Regions from separate parts of the Mus musculus genome. Here region 2 is linked to region 1. Evidence: chromatin contacts called from ENCODE Hi-C or POLR2A ChIA-PET data. All regions are on one chromosome and are shown on one strand. Each heading gives the region's core, a stretch centred on a gene start or an enhancer-like site at or near the end of the contact. The rest is flanking DNA. Distances are from core to core; before and after follow the strand shown.

What was found. Hi-C counts contacts between places; a loop is a spot of excess contacts on that map. ChIA-PET counts read pairs that join two places held with the same protein, here RNA polymerase II (POLR2A).
Region 2: a map of T-helper 1 cell shows a loop between it and region 1 (2.9-fold over the local background). The contact joins the promoter of Ctsd here to the promoter of Polr2l in region 1. A Hi-C loop is called at or near these places in 1 of 37 maps with a recorded cell type or tissue (T-helper 1 cell). POLR2A ChIA-PET finds 5 or more read pairs at or near these places in 1 of 5 experiments (embryonic stem cell).

The regions. Positions count from the first base shown.
Region 1 is chr7:141,472,109-141,478,696 of GRCm38, forward strand. Polr2l (polymerase (RNA) II (DNA directed) polypeptide L) reads right to left here and starts at 3,045. Exons shown (of 2, transcript NM_025593.1): 1 at 2,920-3,045; 2 at 1-1,296. The coding sequence starts at 3,014. The coding sequence ends at 1,188. It overlaps Tspan4 (tetraspanin 4), which reads left to right and starts at 3,128. Exons shown (of 8, transcript NM_053082.3): 1 at 3,128-3,389.
Region 2 is chr7:142,383,942-142,390,529 of GRCm38, forward strand. It overlaps Ctsd (cathepsin D), which reads right to left and starts at 3,886. Exons shown (of 9, transcript NM_009983.3): 1 at 3,796-3,886; 2 at 1,518-1,677. The coding sequence starts at 3,863.

The sequences.
Region 1 (6,588 bases), core at 1,795-4,294:
TCCAAGAGGTAAAGGCAGGCTGACTGTTGTGAGTTTCAAACCAGCCAAAGCTGGTCTCAAAAAACAAAACAAAAAAACCCACCAAAATTCTCAAAGGGATCAATGTGCTAGAAAGAACCCGGGGTACTTGATGCAGATGCCTAGGAGCTAAAGCACTACACCACCTCCTTTGGCCTAGAGTAGGCTTCTTAGGACTACATGCTGTGGGGATTGGGTCAAGGGGCAGGGCTGCCTAGCTGTCGGGCCTGGGAAGATTCTGGAAACAAGATCCTCAGGCATGGGCAGCAGATAGGCTCACACAGCTGATGGGCTTTAGGACCCAAGAAATTCGTGAGGCCTGTGGCCTTGGGCGTACTCCTACAGTATCTGGGTTTGGTTGGGTGGCACAAGCCGTCCTTTAAACTCAACACTCGGGAGGCAGAGACTGATCTCTTTAGTTCAAGGCCAGCCTGGTCTGCAGAGTTGAATTCCAGGATAGTCAAGGCCAAACAGAGAAACCCTGTCTTGGAAAATGAAAGGTAAATAAATCTGGGTTTGATTCCCAATACCTGATGGCAGCTTATACATTCTATAACTTTACTCTCAGGGGATCTGGCCTCTGTGGGGACACAGTGATACAAAGACTTATAAGCAGACCAAATACCCAAATGCATAATAACCCTAGCACAAGGATTGGGACCTCCAAGCACGCTCAGCATTCCAAAGGAATATTGTCACCAGGCTTGGGCCCATCCATACCTGTGGATGGTGTGGTGCCCACATCCATTATGCCCATCCTGAACACAGGCAGGAAGCGGAGAGGCCCTAAAGCAATGTGGTACAAGACTACTGTAGGGCTACCTCGTTGATCAAAGTGGTCAAGGCCCCGGGGAACGGAAGCAGGGTACTCCTCCACAGGACGAGACTCCCAGTCAGATGAAGGGGAAGGAGACCAGCCCTAGGGGAAAGACTGGAGGCAGGCCAGGTAGCCTCAGAGACAGCACAGACATGGACATGGAGCACCTTGGAAGTTAGACCTGTTGGTGGTTCTGCAAACATCTTTACTAAACAGTTCCTTCCAGGGTAACAGGACTTAGCCACAGGGCCACAGCCAGGCAATACACCAACATCCCCAATAGCTCAGTTTGAACATAGCACGACAGGCTGCCCGTGGCCAGCAGGAGACAGAGGAGGGCAGGCTCCAGCGGTCACTTCTCTAGGGGTGCATAGTTCAGCAGCTTCTCAATCAGGTCCACGTGTGCTAGCAGCATGCGGCGGCAGCAGTAGCGCTTTAGGCCCAGAGCGTCCAGGGCATCCCTGTAAAGAGAAGAGTGAGGCTGGATGTGGTCTCTAGAGTCTGGATAGGTTTGGAACCACCTCCAGCTTGCCTCTGGGTATTCGTGTGGATAGGGGTTACCAGAGCACATCTACATAATCAGCGATTGAAACCTGACACCAGGCCATAGGGAAATGGCCTGGAGATTTCTGAAATATGTATCTAGATGCTCAGGGAGGAGCCAGGTGACCCTTTCCCCACCTAGAAGTTACACCTGCTCATGTGCCAGTCTTCTCCCATAGCATCCTGTATCCATCCTTAACAGCCTTCTGCCTACACCTGTTTTTTAAAATTTCGTTTTATGTGTATGGGTGCCTGATGCTCCCAAAGCCCAAAGGAGTTACGGACACTTGCGAGATACCATGTTGCTTCAAGGAACGGAACCTGAGTCCTCTTAAAAAACAATCAAACAACCAAACACACAAAACAGCCAGTGCTCTTAACAGTTGAGCCATCTAGCTGGGTGTGGTGGTGCACACCTTTAATCCCAAGCACTTGGGAGGTAGAGGCAGAGGCAGGTGAATTTCTGAGTTCGAGGCCGGCCTGAGCTACAAAGTGAGTTTCAGGACAGCCAGGGCTACACAGAGAAACCCTGTCTTGAAAAACAAAACAACAACAAAAAAAACAGTTGGGCCATCTCTCTAACCCCCTGTATCTCTGCGTTTGTCTCTTGTACCCAGGGTTATGGGCTTCCAGGGTTATTTGGGAAAGCTTAGGAGACCAATATCCCCTCATCAAGGAGTACAATTCCAGGCCCCACAGGTGGACTCTGACTAAACGCCATGAACTGGTTGTTGCTACCCCACAGGCTTTGAACTCACACTAGATTTAATTTCTCTGGGACCTAGACAGCTTGAGAGGTTCCTGCCCAAGTGAAAGAGGGTCCCAGAAGGCTAGCAGCTACTCATCAGAGCTGATCTAATAGCTGCTCATTAAGCCCCACTGACTTATGGCTTGTGCAGAGAAAGAGAACCCCTTGGTGTTGACATGGTGGCCAGAGGTCTATTTTGGGGGACAGTCATAGTAGTGAGCACAAGACGATGCCCACAAAGCCTGTCCTGCATTTTAAAGGGCCCACGAGGTTCGAAGTACATAAGGGGTAGGTCGGAAAGCAGATAGAGGATAGAGAGTAGGTCGACAGGGAAGAGACTTGAGGTGTCACCCACGGGAAGGATGCTTAGAAGTTTCCCAAAGGCCAGCAACTTGAAGAAAACCACCTTCCAAACTTCTGAGAGCCTGGGCGTGATATTGCACGCCTTTAATCCCAACATCCAGGAGACAGGCAGGATTTCGAAGTGTTTCAGACCAGACTGCTTTACATAGAGAATTCAGGTCAGCCACCGAAATCCTGCCTCGAAAACAAACTAAAGACTCACTCTTCTGGGAATACATCACAGGTCTGGGCTGGAGGACATCCAGTCTTCTCACTAGACCCCACAACCCCTGCCCTGCCAATTCTCCATAGGAAATCTTATCTACCCCCGGCCCAGGACACCTCAATTTCACTCCCGGTCCGCCGCAGAACCCTCCCCATTGCCCCTCGACTTCATGCCCCCAGTCCAGCCTTCCCGTCCTGTCCCATCCCCCGCGGCCCGCCGTCTCACCCCTCCGTGTACTCGGCCTGCAGCAGACCCAGGTAGGCTTCCCATTTGTTGCCGACGATCTTCCCGCAGGTGAAGCAGCGCACCGGGATGATCATGGCGGCGTCTGGCGTGCAGGCTGCCGGCAGTAGCTTTTCAAGGCCCGCCCCAGGCGCGCCCATAGCGCGGGGCTCATTACGCCCTAGCTCCGCCCCGTAAGATCCAGAGCCCCGCCCCGCATCTCCCTGAATCCCGCCGCAGCCCTGCCCCGGCTCCCATGATTACCCTGAAGCGGCGGTGTTCCTTGCTCGTGCCCACCCGGGGCTCCGAGAGCCTCCGAGCCCGCGGCAGCATCCCGGTCCCCCCCCTCCCGCTGTGGTGGTAGATCCCGGCGCTACGGCGTCCGAGCAAGGCCGAAAGGTCCGCGGCCGGCGGTTCGCGTTTCTCGTGTTGCCTTGACTGACAGCTGCTCCGCCGTGCGGCGGCGCGCACAGGTACGGCGGTTCTAGCGGGCTGGGGTCCCGCTGGCCGGATCGCAAGCCGACTGGAGCCAAGAGGTGGTTAACAAGTGGTGGTGGCGCAGCCGGAGAGCGGGCTGCCGACTGTCCACGGCCAAGGCGGTCTTCCCGCCTCCTGGCCCGGACTCCAAGGGGTCTCGGTCTGGAGCCCTTACCCGAGGTGCCCAGGCAGAGTCCGGGCCTTGGAGTTTGGGGCGTCCTTCTCTTCGGCCGCTGCAGAACCGTCGGCGGTACGGTGTCCCGAGCCCCGACGGCGGCCTCCCGCGCTCAGTACAGTCCTCTCCTCTGAGAAGGGTCTTTTCCTGGGGAGAGGAGCAGGGCGGTGGTCCGGGAAGGCGTCATGGAGGAGGCACCCTATGAACAGACCTTCTAACCTCTTTTTCCCGGGATATTTGGCTCAGACGCGGAGATTGCGTGCGAGACTGCTAGTGGCCACAGGTCTGCCTCACCTGGACGTGACTTAAGGACTTAAGGGAATGGGCAAGGAGCTGGTTTCTGGGGAGTGTATCACCTTGGCCGCCTTCTTGTGTGTTGGGAGCTACCCTTAGGAAAACGAGGCAGCTTGCAGTGAGAAGCTGGAGAAGTTCGATAGAGCTTGGGAAGTTTGAGATCTGGTTACAGTGAAGGCTCTGGGGGGTCCTAGACATTTTCCAGGTGCCTCTGGGAAACAAACGATGGAGGGGAGGTCGGGAGGGGTCTCCTGGGTCTTGAGTGTGGCTGGTCGGAGCCACTGGCCAGCTTGGTGGTTGTGCCCCCGATGTCACCCTGGACAGCCTCCCTGGCAGCTTTTGCCATCCCCCATGGAGCCACGTGCAGAGCCACGAGCTAGGCGACTTCCCGGTCCTGTCCCCTCCCCCCAACATCCTGCCCTGGCCAGAGGGGGCAGTGGGGGCCTGTGAGTCACTGTGGCCTGGGATCAGGCTCAAGATCTGGACTGAAGACTGCTGGTGGCCAGAGGTGAGGGTGGCAGGGGAGTGGGATAGGAGATGGTCTGTAGGGTCTGCCCTAGGGGATGGGGTGGAGGCCAAAGGCTTGGAGGAGGGGCTCTCAGTTCGGTCCGGCCCCTGGAAGACTTGTTTACTTAGGGAGAGTTGGGGAGTAGAAGCCTGTGCCAAGTTGACATTCCTGGAATTCCCGTGTGTGTGTGTGTGTGTGTGTGTGTGTGTGTGTGTGTGTGTGTGTGTGCGCGCGCGCGCGCAAGCCCACAGTTTCCAGTGGCTATCGTGGGTGGTGGCATCCTCTCCTCCCCTAGTTCCTGCTCCAGCTCCCTGGATTCCCAGAAATGGCCCAGGCTAGAGGACTCCAGGCTGTTCACCCAGACTTTGCTCATCCTGGAGTGCTGTGTGGGATGGGGGTGGAGTGGGGGGGGATATGCTGTGGGTCAGTTCTCTCCAGAGCCCTGGCAGGGATCCCAGGCTCAGCTTCTGCCCCTACTTCTACCGTTTCTTAACTCCCAGTGGCGGGAGAGAGATGTAGGATACTTACAGTCTCAGCTCTGCTGTTTCCCCACTGCAAACTGACCAGTGTCTGCCTAGCAAATGGATGCTCAATCTACTGTACAGGGTGGAGGGCGCATTGAGCGAGATGTGCTCATACGCAGTTTTTAACCCATTTGCCACAGTTCCTGCCAGAGGAGGGGGTCACTTCAGGGCAGGGGACGAGGAAAACCGATGATTGAAGTGTTAGCTGCCCGGCCCCTCCCACCCTGGGTGTTGCCCTGAAAACAGCCAGCCAAAAGAGGGTGCTGTACTGTGGTCTGGAGCCCTGGGCTCCAGCTGGCTCTACCCCTTGGCCTTAGGTCACAGCCTTAGTTTCCCCATTTGTAAAGCTCTGCTGGGACCTGAAGCATCCGTGGGAAGGATTTTAATTCCTCCACTAAAAGCTGGCCTTGAGCTAGGGGAAGTGGTCGAAAGTGACTTCTCCTGAGGAACTCTATCTAGCCTTGTGCCCTCTGGCTTGCTCATGTAGGACAGTTTATATCACCCTGAGGGTATGGAGTGTGAACATACACACTCCTACACCTCATTTTCAGGGCATATCTGTGTGGACACACTAAATGTGTTTGGTACATGTTGTCCAAATAGCTCTTGGAGACCCTGTGGCTGAAACTGAAGTAACTAGCCCAAGAACCCTTTGGGTTATTGAGGCTGGGACATTTGGGACTCAGTGCTTGAGGGTAGGGGTGGGGTGTCCCCAACATGGCAATGCAGGTGTGCTTTGTTCACAGGATAAGCATTCTGAGTCTCAAGTAGGTCCTTTCTATTCTACTGCCACAGGGGCTCTGACAGAGAAATACCTGAGGGTGCCGGGCAGGAAGTGGGGGGAAGATACTATTTGGGATGACCAGAGAGTCTAGGAAGAAATATGGGCCCTTTTGCTGGCTTCACACAGAGGACCCTGCACCCCCATCCCTATTGAAGTGGAGGGAGGCAAGAGGTGTGTCTTCAGAGCTCCTGGTTAGGCTCTGTGTGCAACCCCTTGGTTGCTTGCTTCTTGGTGGGAGGTGTCAGCCTACTGGACCAGGAATTTGTGGTCTTCCTGCCCAGGGTGGGGGTCTGGGGCAGGCACTGGGGCCCTGCAGGGGCTGAAGCCGCAGCAGGAAGGCAGACACCACAGCCTGTTTGTATTGGCACCACTCTCTCTGCCTCCTCAAAGAAGCTGTGGAGCTTCAGCCCCGGGACAGGGTGGGTGGTGCTGCTCTGTACTCTCTCCCTCCTGAGCTAGCTGGGCTAGGAGTAGCTACTACGGGGTCCAAACAGGCTTCTGGGCAAACTCACGCTGGCGCCACACTGAGGGGTCCAAATGCTTGCTTGCTGACAGCTACTTGCCCCGAGCAAGACATGGTCAAATTCTGTCTAGAAATTGGACAGGTCTGGCTAGGTGGGTGTGTGGCTCATTCCCCAGGGGTTCTTGTTTGTACCCTTATCTTGGAGCCTTGCTGGCAGATGTCTCCTATGTCCAGACCACTGTGGTTGGGCACTGGCCACGGTGTTGAGGAAAGCATCCTTTTCTGGCTCAGAGAGGGTGGCCTTGCCTTGGTCCTTCACTGTTAGAGATCAGTCTGCACACCACACCCTGTGAATTCTGTCCTTGGCAGCAGACATGGACCTGGCCCTCAGTCGGCTAGATAAGTCCCTGTTCTTGTGGGTTTTACAGGCAGGGACTTCTAGGCAGG
Region 2 (6,588 bases), core at 2,636-5,135, 910 kb after region 1:
CCTGGCCCTGCTCTACAGGTCTTAGACTGGAGACTGTCCTGTGGAATAAATGAGAGGGGCCACCATGGGGGCAACACTACTGGCCCCAAATTAGTCACTGCGTCAGAGCAAAGAAACCTGGCCTTGGTTTCCCATTTATTCACACAGACAGCAGAGTCCACCAGGCCTGCCAACTTCAGAGGCTAGGCATGCACAGAGGTTTCCAAATCCTCTGAGGGGAAGCCCAGTTGTTAACTAGTGGTGGTGGGTCATTCATATTCTCTCTGCCCAGGAAGGAGCTGAGCCACTGGTGGATACCAGAACCAGGGTCCAATCCCATTTAACAACAGAGAGTGTCAGAAAACCCTAGAGAAGTAATTGGTGGGAGGGGTACAGGGGGGTTACTCAGCAAACTGTACTTTGCACGTGCGTAAGCCTGTCTAGGAAATAGCTGGCTAGACCCAGACAGATCGACCTTCTTCACGAAGTCACAAGCCTGGGTCTCATGTTTCCTGTCACTGCCATAGCTTGGGTCAGACGAGACAGAGGCACTGCCAATTTAGCCCAGTGGACTACAAAGCCCAGAGCTGCAAAGTCATCCTTGGCTTATACGACTGGGGGTGGGGTGGAGGGGGTAATGGGCGGGGCAGGGACATAAGAGATGCCAGGCTGTGGCCCAGAACCTTCCACAGAGCTCGGACCAGCTCACCATGTGACTTCCAGAAATGTTTCTCCTCGGGGCCTACATTCCCTCCGAGGAGAGTGGGCTGCTGAGCCAGACCTGTAACCTCAACCATTCGGGAGGCCAAGATATGAGGATGGTAAATTCAAAGCTAGCTTGGGCAATTATGTCAAAAGTAAGAAAAAGGAGCGGGTACAGTGGTAGAGTTTGCCTAATATAAGGTACAAGGCCCTAGTCGGTTCAACCCCAGAGAAAGGGGGAAGGGAAGCACTAAAGAGCCGGGGGCAGGTTGATCTTGGGAAAATGGCAAAGGGGATCAGAGACCTCTCCTAGAACTTGTACAGAGGGAGGCACCAGCAAGGTGGACCTATATAGGTCCAGTAACTCTCTCCCAGACTCCCACCAGGCTAGGTTTGGTTCTAGGCTGCTCTGTCAGCATGGGACAGTCCTAAGGATGAGAGTCATTCCCAGCAGTAGCTGAACTGAGAGATCTATGTTCAAGACTTAATGTGGGGCTGGAAAGGTGTCGCTCAGGGACTAAGTACTTGCCTATCCTACAGGGGGTCCCTAGACTCAGTCCTAGCACCACCCCACCCTATTCCCCCTCAAAAAGGAAAAGAATCTCAGACCCAGAAAGAACCTTTTGCAAATACCAAGCAATGCCACCCTAACCCATCCTTTAGTCTGAGCATTTCAGAGAAGCAAGGATTCTAGGATGGCAAGAATGAGGGGCTGTTAAGCAAGGAATGGTGTATTGTGGGTGGGCTTCCATGAAGAACTGGCTACTTAGCCCAGGGAGCTAGCTCCTCCCACACTCACCCCTCAAAGCAAGACCCCAAAATACAACTGCACTCACATCCAGGTAGTTTTTGAGTAACTCTGACACTGGCTCCGTGGTCTTAGGCGATGACTGCATGGAGTACTTGGTGATGGGGCCTTTGAGGATCAGGTCTTCCACAGAGCCGCCCACCTCCGTCATAGTCCGACGGATAGATGTGAACTTGCGCAGAGGGATTCTGTCAAGATGGGACAGAGGTATTAGCACCCAGCTTTGACTGCTGTGTCCTCCAACCTCCCACCCCAAAATACCCCAGGCTGGGCCAGGGCAGCCCTCTAGTACAGAATGACTGCCAGCCAGGCATGCACCTAGGTGCCTCTAGCAAATTAAATATCTCAAAATGGCCACAACATGTCACAAACTCCTGCCCCAAAGCCATAGGCCCACTGGCCCACTGACCCACTGAATCAGCTAAGGACATCCTATCACTACCACAGACACCTCAGGTTCAGTCACAGAAGCTCGCTCCTCATGTCCAAGGATAGGCTAGTGTGCCCACCCCTTTCCCTCACCAACCACACCCCAGTCAGGTGGTTCTCAGTCACCCTAGAGTGAAACAAACAGCACATACTGGGCCAGCTCTTGCTCTGTCTGCCTACCTGGGTTACTGGCTAGTGGGTTCTGTTTAGGGTGTGGCCAGGCACTTGTACCTGGTGCCCTGGTGAACCCAATCCTACATCAGGAGGAGGTGGAGGAGGAGGAGGAACAGGTGCATCCAAAGCAAGGTGCACCATGGGACTCTGGTTGATCCACTGAACCTGGCCCCTAGCCACATCGGTTCCCACGTGGACTCTACAAAAAGGAGCCCCACCAACCACCCCTACCAGGCCTGCAGTGACATTATCATCCTGGACAGTCCCTGGAGGTTCTTCCCCTAACCATCCAAGAGGCTTCAACACCAACTCCTCATGCTCTCCCTAGCCATCCCTGCACACAATCTGGCAACTCTCACCCAAGAAACCTACATGCCCTACCACCACAGACTCAAGGCCCTTATATGCTCCCTGCAGCCCTGATGCAGACAACTAAATAGGGGACGCCACCATTAGATAGCAGAGGGAGAGGGGTCCCTGCCCTGCCCTCCAGGTCACCTCTCCACCACCACCCCACCCCCCACCCCCAGTTTGCTCCTGTTCCCAAGGAGAGCTGATCTGTAATCACTTGTTGAAACTTCTCTGCCCAGGGATTTGTAGCCAAGGTCACAGCTGACCTTTCCTGGCATGCACAGTGCATGCTCTGAGAGACATAGGAGTCTTGCCTAAGAGTAGTGGGCTGGAAGAGGCAGGCTTCTGGCCTGGGGCTTAGGGGAGGCACACACCCTGCAAAGGTCAGGAAACATGCCAACAAGCCTAAGAGTGTGGCTTTGTTTCTGGTGCCTAGTCTCAGGGATCCTGGAGTCCACAACACCTCTTCCCAGAGAAGAGAAGCCTGAGGGCAGGGCAGGCAAGCCCAGGGCAGGATCAAGCCTAGGCCACTCCCTACAATGGCTCCACTGAGGCTACCCACCCACAGCTTGCAGCCTACAGACTGGGCTCCTTCCCACCCAACCCTGGTGCCCAGCCGGCAGAGCCAGCTCTACTCCCGCAGCCTACGGCCTCAGCCACCTGCCACGACCAGGGACTCACAGAGTGGGAAAACACACGGGCTACCACCAAGACCTCATCTAGCACAAAGGCCAAGTCCACGGGCCTGAGAAGGGCCTGGTCCCCAGTGGGGTAGACCTCAGCTCCAAGGTATTTGAACTGGGCCACTCCATACCTTCTCTCTCTGGGACTTGTGCAACTCAGGAGGGAGGAGGAGAGATTCACCACCCAGGACAGGGGGGATCATCTTTGAGTAAACTTCTAGGGCTATGCACCAGTGCACAGCTGTCAAACAGGGTCCCTTAAAAGGAAAGGCCTGAGGAAGTTCAGGGGGGCAAGGGCCTACTAGGTTTTCCAACTTCCACAGCTGGGTTCAACAGAATCCTATCCATGGGGCAGCACTTCTCCTCAGAAGCGGCCGCCCCGCTACACACACACACACACACACACACACACACACACACACACACACAGAGGCGAGGTTGGAGTCAGACCCACTTGTGGCCACCCTACTGTACCCTCCTGTTCGACCATAGGAGTCATAGGAGTGGAGAGGGGCCCAGGAGACCCCTGCCTTTTGAGTGTCTCGCCCCATAGTCTGTGGGACCCTGAGGAAGGCTGCGCTGGGTGCACAGGTGCATTCCAGCACGGCCGGAGCACGCGGCACTCCAGGTGACGAGCCCCGCATCTCCGGACCCAGAGCGGGTCCTCACCTGATAATCGCGAAGGAGGACGAAGCCAGGAGGCCGAGAATGAGCAGCAAGACGCCGGGAGTCTTCATGGTCGCGGCGGCCCGAAGAGAGCAAAGCTTAAAGCCAGAGGTCGCCGGCTTATAGGCAGGATGACGCCGCAGTCCCGCGGAGTCAGCTGACCCGCTTGTTTGGCCCTCAACGGGTCACGTGAGACGCGGGCGAGGGGCGGGGCGACCCGAACCCGCCTCCAACACTGCCCGGGCGCAGGCGTGCCCTACTCCAGGCCTACGCACGGCTCTCGGGAACGCGCCCGCCCACTTTCCTGGGACCGGAGAATGACTGGATACAGGTCACGTGGGGGAAGGAAGACCAGGCAGGCCCGGAAGCATCCAGAGGGGCGGATCCTGCCCTCAGCTCCGCCCCTCCCTTAATCTGTCTTTTTTGCATAATTGGGGTGCCCACTACCAGGATGTGGTCTTTGTCTGATTGGGCCCTGACCCTCTCCTGGATGCCAGCTTAAACCTAAGCCTTTTCTCTTTCAGCTCTGTTCCTCCTTGAGAATTTCCCTGGAGCCTCTCTGGACTCTTGGACCAGCAAACTTCACCCTCTTCAAAGCTCCACTACCTACTCATCTCCCCAGAGCAACACCCTTTTTATTTAAGCTGGAACACCTAACATGCACATTCCATAATGTAGCAATGTTGATTGCAGGCCTAGTCCTGGACTATGCATCTATTGATACAAGGGGTAGGGTGTACAGTGAGATGAGACCAGGGTTGCAATCGCCACTTGGGTCTTAACTACTTCACTCTTTAATGCCCTGCTTGGTGTCAGCAAATGAATTGGGTGCTGTTTGAGAGAGGCAGAGTCCAGCTCTCCATCATGGAGAGCTGAGCCCAGAAAGGCATTTAAGGGGAATGTCCTCTCTGAGAGGTGGTGTCCATACAAGGACAGGAACGCAGAGGAGCCTTGCCAGGGTCTGATCCCGGGAGCGCTTTTGGACATGTTCTACCTGTATTGAGGAGGTGGATGCCTCTAAGTCCACTCTACACATGGACACATGAGCTGTTCTGGTTCCCCAGGTTCAAAGCTACAATTCCCATCAAGTTACATCAAGTTGGGCACTTGACCTCTGCCAAGGCTCTCCACTCAGGGTCAGTGTTAATAGCTACACGTGGGTCACCACAGCCTGGATCCTGCCTCCACAGTCAGCACTCCACACATTGCTTAAAGCTTGGGTGTGAGGGCGAGAGCTGCCCTAAGATCTTGGAATCTGACCCTCTACTCCTTTGAATCTAAGACTATTCTTTGGTAGCCCAAGAGACAGGGTCTGGCCCTGGAGTTGCCATTTGCTTCCTAGAGTTGCTATCTAGAGATGATTGCTGGACCATGGGTGGGCAATGGGAAAGGTCCTCTGGGGCACCATGCTGGCTCTCCCAGCCCTGCCATAAATAGTGTTGCAGGGTGCTCAGGTGCCAATAGAGACATCCATTAGATGTGTGTCGGCATGACTGGAGGCAGGACATAGCGGTCAGCTGTGCTCATGTGTGGCTCATATAAGCCACAGGGTAAGAGACTGATGGGGACCTCCAGGGGCTCTCTGCAGTCCATTTTCTGCAAAGAATTCTAGCTGCCTCTGTCCCTGGGTTTCCCCATATAGTCTGTGTGAGTGAATACCTAGATGCACCCAGTCCTGTAGCTGCTACCCCACTGGACCTGGAAAGCTCAGGGATGAAAGCTCAGGTGTGTGCTTTCTGATCCCCTCACCTGACAGACCTCAGGGATGGGCCATAGTGTCTAGAATTCCTGAGTTCTCCCACCATACTAGATTATACTCTCCCTCTCTGCCTGTCTCAGGCCTCTTGCACCAGGCTTGCTTCTTATACTCTCCAGCCAGTAAAGGGTCAGTGTGTTCAGGCCCTGCAATTCTGCTGTTAGTCATCCACCTTCGGTCCAGGGATCCACTTAGCAGGCAGGGCTCACTTTTCAACCCTTGCCAACTGCGCCATACATTGACCCTGGCGGATTTAGAGGGGCCCATTGACTTAATGACAGAGCAGAGGGCTGTCTTGGGGTTCCAGGTGCACCAGACTAGATCAGCTGCACTCAGTAGGGATACAAGTCTTATCTGGTGCATAGAGTAAGGGGAATAAGGAGGCAGGTGGGAGAAGCCAGCCTAGATATCCAGCCTGGGTACTTACAGCGTATGGAGCTGCCTCCAGAAAACGGAGTGGCCCTGAGTTTTCCTTAAAAGCTAGGCCCTGACATTTTTTCCCACCCGCAAGGTTCTCCTGCCCATTTGACAATAGGTCCTGCTATGATGGAAGGCAGGAAGGGGAGCAGGCCTGTGCAGCACCCTCTGTGTAATACTCCCTTCTCATGGAGACATTCATTGCTTAGAGACCATCCCCAGCCTTGGCTCTGAAGTGAGACAGCCCAGGCCCATATGATTGGAAGCTACCCTGCTAGACTTCCACTTCAGAAATTCCCCACGGGGATCACACAGTGCCTCCTGGGCCAGGCCCCTCTCAGCCACCCAGGATATTGCCACATTCCTCTTGGGTTCCCATTACTACTGAATACCAACTGAATACCAGCCTCTGCTCTTGGTGTCAAAAGGGAACAATGCAGAAAGTCCTGCCTTCCTGGAGTCCATACTTCAGGTAAGGACAGACAAAACAGGAACTGGGAAGTTGGTGCAAAACTCAAAAGCTGGTGCAGAAATGGGGTGCAGGAAGTCATGTGGGGTGTTGCAATTACAGGGGCCTCATTTGAGTGGCTCTAAGGAGGTGGACAAGAGCCAGGGCTACTGGA